2 separate regions of the Homo sapiens genome follow, and region 1 is linked to region 2. A link is a loop called in an ENCODE intact Hi-C map of the cell type or tissue named here. Cell type or tissue: PC-9. All regions are shown on one strand. Links, peaks and the distances in the headings refer to the core of each region. The heading gives the core; the rest is flanking DNA.

Evidence for each region. A loop is a pair of places that touch in the nucleus more often than their neighbours do. Peaks named below come from ENCODE experiments on the same cell type or tissue, not always from the same donor. Only the 100,000 strongest peaks of a DNase experiment are listed, where the experiment ranks them.
Region 1: a loop joins it to region 2, with 2.8 times the contacts of the local background. A loop is called at or near these places in 4 of 110 quality-filtered maps.

The regions. Positions count from the first base shown.
Region 1 is chr2:19,848,498-19,853,878 of GRCh38, forward strand. No RefSeq gene overlaps it. Among named protein-coding and RNA genes, the nearest start is that of LINC00954, 18 kb to the right of the region's middle. RefSeq lists an enhancer at 2,367-3,119. In PC-9, for the core only: a CTCF peak has its summit at 2,836 (motif pointing left); no DNase peak of the experiment used is centred there.
Region 2 is chr2:19,535,188-19,540,568 of GRCh38, forward strand. No RefSeq gene overlaps it. Among named protein-coding and RNA genes, the nearest start is that of LINC01808, 69 kb to the left of the region's middle. In PC-9, for the core only: no CTCF peak of the experiment used is centred there; DNase peaks (open chromatin) are centred at 1,174, 3,364 and 3,704; H3K4me3 peaks cover 1,287 bases; H3K27ac peaks cover 3,972 bases.

The sequences.
Region 1 (5,381 bases), core at 63-5,062, 310 kb after region 2:
GGTGGCTCATACTTGTAATCTCAGCACTCTGGGAGGCCAAGGCAGGAGGATCACTTGAGTCTAGGAGTTTGCGTCTGCAGTAAGCTGTAACGCCACTGCACTCCAGCCTTGGCAACAGAGCAAGACCTTTTCTCTATTAAAAGAGGGATAGGTCACAGGGTGAGAATGGACACTCAGGGTCATTCTAGTCCAAGGCCCCATCTAGCACTTTGATGCTTGGGCCTCTCTGCAGCAGGAACAGAGACCACAGAATTGACTCTGCCAGTGACCAGGACTCATGAATGATTGCAATTCAGAAATGTTCTTCCATTGTGTTGAAATCTGCCTTTCATTTTCCCCCACCATATCTTCATTTACTCACAAATATTAATCATCTAAGCAAACATGGCGCCTGCCCAATCAGTCTAGAATTTTAATAGAACAACTATGGCCTCCTGAATCCCCAACTACCTGTACCTCCCTCTGTCCCTCTACTTCATCTCTTTTGGTTTCTCCTGCTGTGGAATGGCTTGGCAGGACTCTGTAGAAGAGTTGGGAGACCTTGAGAACACACCCCAAAGTGTTTGGTCATGAGACATTTGAGGACCAGGGCCCTGCCAGCTCACAGCTGCCCGAGGTCAATGAAGGGATGACCTGAAGAGAATAGGGCCTGAATTGGGTCTCCCAAGGGCCTGAACAAGCCCACTTGGCTGAGAAGGGAAAGCTCAGGGAATGGAGGTCATCACATTGTCAACAACTAGTGTTTCAACGACACGGGAGAGAAAGGAAGCTCCCATGAAGACATTAGTCCGTCTCCTTCCTTCGTTCTTGGGTCTTAAGGGAGCTCTGGTGCCATTTGGGATTTATTTTGTTTTGCTCAGGTAGGGATGGGGGAAGAATCAAATTGCCATATATTGTGATGTCCTTACACGTGACCACGCTGGTTTTCAAACGATGTTTGATGAAGCTCTGGGGAGTGCACAGAGCCCTTTAAGGGATGCTGGGGAGAGGAGCCTAGGGACAAGGTAAGCTACAGCCAGAGGCATCAGTGTCTTCTCCGTGCCCCTGTCCTATCAGAACAGCAGCTCTGAGTTTATCTGTACTATATGTGAGGCTTTTTGTTTGAAGAAAGTCCTCCGTGGATCTTTTCAGATGCCCTTGCTTTTTAAAACAGAAAATTTTTAAAGGACCTGAATTTCTGAATTGCAATCATTTCTGAATCATTTCTGAATTGCAATCATTCATGAGTCCTGGTCACTGGCAGTGTCAATTTCGTGGTCTCTGCTCCTGCTGCAGAGAGGCCCAAGCATGGGCCATGGAATGGGTTGGTGCTGTCTCCTGACCTTCCCACCAGAGTTCTTTTCATCTAATTCAGCAAAGCTCAAGGATCCCTTAAGGGTAAAAGGTGCTACACAAGAATCCTGAAAGAAGTGGAGGGCGAAAATGAATGGCAATTATTTCCTAATTGTGAACCATAAGATATGCAAATAGAGGGGCTTTTCCACAGTTGGAAACCACACAGTCCAGGCTTGGCCAGGACACCTGAGACCTGGGCAGGTACCTCTGCTGGATTGTTCCCAGGATGACTGATGACCCGACATCCTCAAGCCCAGCTTCAGGGCCCACTACAAGGCCCTACTACTGCTTCACTGCCCCAAGCCCACCTGTGGAATTGAACATAGAGTTTATCCTAAACGGAGTCACCTGGATCAGGTATGGAATCCTTCAACGATCCCAGGCCGGAAAGCCCTGGGCAGGGCCCCAGGTAGTGGCTGAGTCAGTGTGAGGAGGCATAGTGTCAGCGTCTAGCAAGTGCTCAAATCAATCATGAATAATTTTCTGGAAGCAGCTGAAGGCCGAACATATTCTTCAGCCATCAGATGTGGACTGTACGTTGTTTTTAAACTTATTTCGTTTTCTCTTTTGCCAAAAAAAGGGGGGAAAAAAAAAGACACAAGTTTTGGACCATGAAAACAACCCTGCTCCCTCTGCTCTGCAGCGCCTGGGCTTTTATTGGTGTTTTGTCTGCAATGGGCTTTGGCCACGTAAATGTGAACAAAATGAGGTAACTCACAAATCCTCTGGCTGCCTCATGGCTGAAGGCTAGTGCCTCTGAGAGTCAGCAGAAATAGACAGGCAGACAGGCGAGCACCCCAAACAAGTGGCTATGAGCCGGCAGCCAGCATGTTCCCCAAACCAGGGGGGTCAGACCAGGGGTCTGGAATGCAGTGGCTTGGGAAAGTGGGACAAGATCACCATCACTATTAGGATGAGGGACTTGCCTCACGGGCACCGTGGCTGTAGGCACTGGGTGTCTCTTGTGAACTACCCTGTCCCCTCCCAGCCACCAACTACCCCCACCATGCTGAGATGCCCTCTGCTCTGCCCTATCCTAACCCACCCCCATCATCTATTAGGAACACATGTTGGTGGGGGAGACTAGTTGGGGCTAAGGACAGGACCAGCTACATCACTGAAGTGACCCAATGCAAGATGAAAATGTGGGTCTTCTTGTTCACAACTTACTCAGAATTTCAAAATGGCAAAAGTCCCAACCTCTTTCAAGCATGGATGCCCAAGAAGTCAGGGGAGCAAGACAGAGACACGGGCAGGAGTGGGAACATCACGTAGGGTCTCTGTGATCAGGGCTGAGTAACAGCACTCTGTTCCTGAAATGCCCTCAGGCAAAGCAATAGTTCTGAGAGAAGTTCCACTTAGGAAAAGACTTTCTCAAGCTCATGATGCAGTGAGTAGCACAGATGCACCTCCCAGGTGAGGCCAGCCCTCATCCCATGCCGGCAGGGCCACCGGGGATGCTGCAGCCATGAGCTCAGCCCTCTGGTGGCCAGGGAAGTCCAGGCGTGAGCTTCAGACCCAGCGCCCCTCACCCAGCTGCTGCGGCTACCCACAGAGGGTGAGAACAATGGGTCATCCTTACATGCCCAGGCAGGTCAGCACCAGGCAGCCTGTCCCCTCCCAGCCACCAACTACCCCCACCATGCAGCCTCCAAGGAGGCACCAGGGCATCTCAGCAGCACAGGCTCAGTGCTGCAGGAAGGGCAGAGGTAGGTCACAGGCTGGGAAGGCCATTAATGACTCAGGTACCCTATAAGCACCGGGTTTCTGGGAAGCTGTCCCCCTGTGGCCTGACACCAATCCCTCCAAACCCTGCCTCCTCCCCTCCTTTGTCCAAAGAGGCAACATGAAGTCGGGCAAAAAAGTCTGATCTCAGCCACATCACTGACCCACTGTGTGATCCTCGAAAGACACCCGTCTCAGAGACTATTTCTTCTAAAGTAAAACCCAAAGTTGGGTTATATGATGGCAAAGGCACTGCTGGTTCCAACACCACGATTCTTCCTAAGAGAACAAGTTATGTTGGCTTTCAGGGATCGAAGTTCAAGTCCTCTTGATAACACATGAAGGGATGAGGATGCATCACTTTACCTCCTTCCTGGCGTTTCTGGAGTCAACCTCCTTGTGAGATCCTAGGGCCTCTCTGCCCAGCCACAGGTCAATGGGAGCATCACACCACTGTGGTTTAATCTCACATTGTGGGAGCTGCCCCAGTCCAGGACTTGGCCGCGGAAGCAGCCAGCAACCCATTGTCCAGCTGGCAACGTGTGGGATCTCACACAAAGGCTATGTGGAAATTGCCCATAAAATCACTCTCTTGCTCCCCACCCAGCTCTCATGGACCCCACAGAACAATTTATAAAGCCCACGTGGAAAAGACTTCATCCACAGCCAACTCCCCACAGGCCCCAGGCTGGAACAGGCTCCAGCCCAGAGGGGCTGCTTCACTGCTGGGCGGGCCCCCCTGTGCAGGCCGGAGTGGCACAGCCTGAGAACAAAGACTTGGCAGAAGTGTAATGCCCCCAAAGCCATTTATCACCAATCGCCACCCCCGTCACAGAGCCAAGAGTGATATGATCATACAGTATTTCATAAATTGTGTCCAAATATCTATGATATTATACAAAGTGATGCCTCTATAGAATTAAAAAGTCAAATAGCATAGAAAGTTGTACAATGAAGAGAAAAATCCACCACCTAACATCAAAAGACTTATCTAAGAGAAGGTTGAGTCCCCACTCTACTGCTGGAGGAAAGGTGGTGTGACTTGTCCAGGGTCACTCAGCTGATCTGCAATGGAGCTCAGGGTCTCTGACTACCCAAGGCAACTGTTCCCAGTGGACAGCATTTAGTATGCTCTGTGTCCTGGTGCTGGGAGATCCAAAGTGTCCCCGGCCTGCTCCTGAACCCCACACAAGCCTGGAGGCATGGCCCACACTGAAGAAAAATGGAAGCCAGGTCCCGTGGGTCACACCTATGGTCCTAGCATTTTGGGATGCCTAGATAGGAGGATTGCTTGAGCCCAAGAGTTTGAGACCAGCCAGGGAAATATAGAAAGACTCTGTCTTTACAAAAAAAAAATAATAATAATAATAACTAAGTGTAATGGCACAAGCCTGTAGTCCCAGCTACACAGGAGGCTAGCATGGGAGGATCGCCTGAGCCCAGGAGTTCAAGGCTGCAGTGAAGTATGATCATGCCACTGCACTCCAGCCTGGGTGACAGAGAGAGACCCTGTCTCTATTTAAAAAAACAAAAAGGAGAAAGAAACATGGAAAAGAGGTGAGTTTTGGTTTTGGCCCTTATTTTGCACCTGCGGGGCCTGGTGTCTGACACCACATCCACCAATAGGTTCTTTGCTCCACGTGGAGCTCGCTTCACTTTGCCCAAGTATATCATTCCCGCTGAGCCCTCTGCAAGCTTTCCCAGTGAAGCCCTATTTGAAACTCTTTCATTCATCCCTAAAGCTCTTAAGCTACGGAACCCAGGTCTGGGCACCCTATCGGGCACACTGAACACACATCTGCAGATAACATTTAAGCCCCCAGGATTCTGAGCTAGGGCTGATGCCATGGTGGGGAAAGAAGGGGAGAAAGTTTCCAGTCTGACGTCTGGGAGATGGGGCCCGCCCCTACAATTCAACAAGTTTTGTTGAACAGAGCAGACTCAAGGGCAAAGCACAGCACATTATGGTTGATTGAGTGGAGAAAAAAGAGATGAATACCTCATTTGTGGACAAGATAAAATTGCCACACCACCCGGGCCTGAAGAAAACATCCAGCTGACTATGACAAAGGCAGCCTGGGGACCACCAGGGTCACCACCTGCTGGAGATGCAGAGGCTGCCCCAGCATGGCAGGTGACAGTGTCCTGAAGGCTCACATTCTGAATGAGAACCCTGCGCCATCTGGGCCTGTCCCCAGCCAAAGCTGTGCAATCTGGGACTAGCCCTGGGATCATTTGAACCACCAGAAGCACACACGATTATAGGATAGTGAATTTTAGGAGAGCTCAGAAGAGAAACTTTTATGACCTTAGACAGAATC
Region 2 (5,381 bases), core at 270-5,269:
CAAATTACTAAAATCACAAATAAAAGTGGGTATATTGCTAATAAGCTTACAGAAATAAAAAGGATTATGAGAAAATACTACGAACATTTATATGCAATCAAGTAAGATAGCCAAGATAAAATGAATAAATTCTTAGAAGGAAAAAATTACCAAAAGTGACTCAAAAAGAAATAGAAAACCTGAACAGACCTATAATAAGTAAAGAGATTGAATCAGTAATCAAAAAACTTCCAACAAAAAAAAATCCCAGGTTTCATTGGTGGACTCTACTAAAGGTGCTTGTAAAAGTAACACCAATTCTTCTCAAATTCTTCCAAAACTTGGAAGAAGAGGATGAAATACTTTCTGATTTATTCTATGAAGCCATTATTCCCCTGATTTTAAAGCCAAAGAAAACTATAAACCAATATCCTTTGTGAATATAGATGCAAAATTTCTCAACAAATATTATCAAACTGAATCCAACAACACATTAAAAGGATTTTATATCATGACCAAATTGCATTTATTCAAAGAATGCAAGGGTGGTTCAACATAAGAAAAGAAGCCAAGGTACTATACTATATTAATAGAAAGAAAGGAGGGAAACCCCATATGATCACCTCATTGATGGAGAAAGAGCAGTAAAAAAAAAAAAAAAAAAAAAATACAACACCCTTCCAGGATTAAAAAAAATCAATCTACAAGCTAGGAATAGAAAATAATTTCCTCAAAACAAAAAAGGAGATGAAGGGATTAAGATGGTGGACAGGAAGTAGGACTAACTTGCAGCTCCCACTCAAATGGGCAGAGCAGCATGTAGAGACTCATATCGTAAACTTTTGCTCCAAGAACTACCACATGAACATACCAAGAAAGCCAAGAGAATCCACAGACTTTTGAAGGAACTGGATTACCACTGCAGACTCCCTGAGATGCCAAAAAACTGTGAGTCTGCTTGCTTTCTCAATGGGGGAGGCTCGTGGTCTGGGGCAAGTTCTCAGCCCTGGTCACTGGCTGCCCGGAAATAGACTCAAACTCTCAGCCCTGGTGCTGTTGGGGTGCATGGTGGGAGTGAGATTGGCCTTTAGGACTGTGGGCTGTATAGGAGTGGGATGAGGCCTGTGACTGCAGGCTTTTCTTCACTTCCCTCATGACCTGTATGACTCACCAGAGGCAGCCATAATCCCCCTGGGAATGTAACTCCATTGAACTGGGTACCACACCCCCATTTCCCACATGCAGCAAGTCCCACCCAAGGAGAAGCTGAGCTCAGACATGCCTATCCCTGCCCCGACCTGGTGGTCTTTCTCCACCCACTCTGGTAGCCAGAGACAAAGATCATAATCTCTTAGGAGCTCTATGGCCCTGCCCACTGCCTAAGAAACCTGAATACTTAACCCAGGTGTCTCTAGGGCAAGTTTGCATCCTCCCTATAGGACTGCAGCTGATACACTCTTGAAATTGCCACCTCCTGTCTGGAGGCCAAACCAATACAAAGCCAGCGCGCTAAACAACAAAACCAAGAACCCTCACAGAGTCCACTTCACTCCCCTGCTACCCCCACAAGAGCAGGTGCTGGTATCCACAGCTGCAAGACCTGAAAATGGGTCACATCACAGGACTCTTTCCAGACCAGCCCAGAGCTCGGTAGCTGTGCTGTGTGGCTAGACCCAACAGAGCAAAAACGATCACTGCAGTTCAGATCTCAGGAAACCCCATTCCTAGGGGAAGGCAGAGAACACCACATCACTAAAGCACCCCGTGGGACAAAATAATCTAAACAACAGCCCTTGAATCCCAGATCTTCCCTTTGATCTTCCCTCAGTCTACCCAAATAAGAAGGAACCAGAAAAACAATTCTGGTAATATGACAAAACAAGGTTCGTTAACACTCCCATACCAGCTCACCAGCAATGGATCCAAACCAAGATGAAATCTCTGAATTGCCAGAAAAAGAATTCAGAAGGTTGATTATTAAGCTAATCAAGGAGGCACCAGAAAAAGGTGAAGTCCAACTTAAAGAAATCAAAATAATGATACAGGATATGAAAAGAAAATTCTTCAGTGAAGTAGGTAGCATAAATAGAAAACAGTCACAACTTCTGAAAAATCAAGGACACACTTAGAGAAATGCAAAATGCACTGGAAAGTCTCAGCAATAGAATTGAACAAGCAGAAGAAATAACTTCAGAGCTCAAAGACAAGGCTTTTGAATTAACCTAATCCATCAAAAACAAAGAAAAAAAAGAATTTTAGAAACTGAACAAAGCCTCCAAGAAGTTTGGTACTATGTTAAACGTCCAAACCTAAGAATAATTGGTTTCCCGAGAAAGAAGAGAAATCTAAAAGATTGGAAAATGTCTTTGAGAGAATAATCAAGAAGAGCTTCCTCAACCTTGCTAGAGATATAGATATCCAAGTACAAGAAGCTCAGAGAACACGTGGGAAATTCATTGCAAAAAGATCATCAACTAGGCACATAGTCATCGGGTTATATAAAGTCAAGACAAAGGAAAGAAGAGCTATGAGGCAAAAGCATCAGGTAACCTATAAAGGAAAACCTATCAGATTAACAGCAGATTTCTCAGAAGAAACCCTACAAGCTAGAAGGGAGTGGGGTCCTATTTTTAGCCTCCTTAAACAAAACAATTCTCAGCCAAGAATTTTGTATCCACTGAAACTAAATTTCATAAATGAAGGAAAGATACAGTCTTTTCCAGGCAAACTAATGCTGAGAGAATTCACCACTACCAAGCAAGGACCAGACTGAAAGAAGCCAGACACATAAGGCCACAAAGTGTATGATTCCATTTATATAAAATATCCAAAATAAGTAAATCCATAGAGACAGAACGTAGATTAATGGTTGCCAGGGTTTCAGGGGAGAGGGAGAGGAGGAGTGAACACTTTACAGGTACAGGGTTTCTTTTGGGGTAAAACAAATTCTAGAATTAGGTAGTGGTGATGGCCGTACACCATTATAAATGTTCTAAAATCCACTGAATCGTAAATTCTGAAATAGCTAAAATGGCAAATCTTATGCAACGTAAATTTTATCTCAATAAAAAAAATTTTAAACAAAGAAGTGCCATAAAATCTCAGATAGGATTGAAAGAAAAGTATTTTACAGATCAGTGCTTTTTTCCTCACTTTTTTATTTGTTTTCATGGAAATTACCATATGTAGGGAAAACTATGCTTTTACTACAAGTTCAGGCTGTGCGATGAACTGAAAAAAAAAAAAAAAAATCCAGAGATTTCAGAGTCAGTTCTGGCTCTGACATTAAAGAACCGTATGATTCTGGGGAAGTCCCTTTTTCTCCTCTGGGCTGCATTCACCTCAGATGACACCATGGTGTCCACCTGTGCAATATATGGGCTAGGCCTGGTCTGGATCCAGGAACTACATAGAAAGGCCATGAGTCAGTTCTGAGCCTGACTCATTACGAGATAGGTTAATGGTAAAGCAAGAGGAGATAGGAAACAATTCAGAGTTTTTCCTACGTCTTCCCCTGAATTATCCTCATCTGTGGGCAAAATGCTCAAGAATGATATTTTTAAAAGGGTGACGATATTTGGTTAAAATGTCCACGGAGGAAGGGGAGGTAAGGACTGTGAGAAGCGTGCCCAAACCACAGAGCTTCCAAACTGCAGTCCACATCACCAGCAACAGCCCTAATGAGCTCTGTGCTGGACACTCCCCACTGAATTACATAATACATTTCCGTTTCATTTCATGAATCACAACTTGGGATACAATGTTCCTGGGTTGCAGTTGATATATTTTAGAGATTACCAAATATTTCAAAAAGAAAAATTGATTTTATTAAATTCATATGTAAAATGTCTGTATGTCAGCCAACTTATTTATTTTCAAATTTGAGATTTTCTTAAATGTTGTAGTTACAGCTCAATGTCAAGAGAGTTCTCAATAAACCCATTAATGAATAGCGAGACTGCCGTTGCCCCTGGATTCTTCATTTCTTTTGAGAGTTCAGTTCCTGGTTGATGACGGTGGGTTTCATTTCAGCTGCCCCTCTTGGGTGAGAATGAGAAAAAAAGTGGTAGAGCTTCAGACCACGGATCAGGGGAAGTGGAACTCACATAGGCAACTATGTAACAGTGAGTTTTGTTCACTATAAGACTACAGTACAAGCCGTATATACAAACATTAACTCCTTTGCGGCTGTCAATGTTACTGGTATCCATCAGGACTCACTGGTCTTTTCTCAGGGCGACAAGGGAGCTAGAACGCAGGTCTGTGAATCAGAAAGACACAGTTCAAATCTTAGCTCAGCCACTGGCAGCTGTGCAACTTTGGGAAGGCTATTTAACCCCCCTAAGCTTCAGTGTATTAATCTGTAACGTGGGAATAATAAAAATGCATGGGTCATGAGTGCTTGCAAGGACTAACGACAGGAGATATGCAGAGTGATTAGCATAGTGCCTAGCACATAGTAAGTGTTCAATAAATACTAGTCATGTGTAATTGTTGTTATCCTACCTTAGAAGCAGCAACTTTGAATTGTAAATTGAGTTTGGGCTGATCTAGTATGTCCTGAGTTCATTTTCAAAACTTATGATCAAGTTCACTTTTGTGAAGGCACATACTCTTTGAGAATGTGAACTGGCTGTACATCATTCATTCATTTGTCATTTCTTTATTCAGTCATTTACTTACTATTTTGACCATCATCTATGTGCCTGACAGAATGTTAAACCTTAAGGGAACAAAGTTGGGAAGAACAAAACACAGTTTCTTTCCTCCAGGTTCTAACTGGGGAGAAAGGCAAATATTGTGGTGAACACAAGCTGAAAGTGATCAAAATGCTTCAGGAGCAGAGAGGAAGCCCATCTGAACCTAAGGCGGATGCTGGGCATAGCAGGGCCTTCCCTAGTGGGCTGCTGTGCACGTGAAATGAGACCCAGTGTGGGAAGAGAAAAGAGCTATGTGTGAGGGGGACAGGCCACTCAGAGAGATGCAGATGGATTACTTCAAAATACATGAGAGTGGGTCCAGGGAACTGCATTTTTAAGTGTCTACTATGAGCCCATTTTACATTTGTTAATTCAACAACAAAACCCCCATTTTCCAGATATGAAAACCAAGGCCCGGAGAGATTTTGTACCTGGCCCAAGATCATGCAGCAGGCCCAAAGCTGTCAAAATTTTGCCAAAGCCCAAGCTCTTTGCACAGGATCATACCACCTCTTTATGCTACTACATATTCTATAATAAGGCCTAAGTGATTGGTATTGATTAGCAAATCCAAAGAGGCTTCCTTGGTCTTATGAACTAATATACATTGCACCAATCAGCACTGAATAGTATACAGACAGTCTAACTATAATTTCTTCCAGAGCAATAATGAGCAGGTGATAATTCACTGCCTCAGCACCC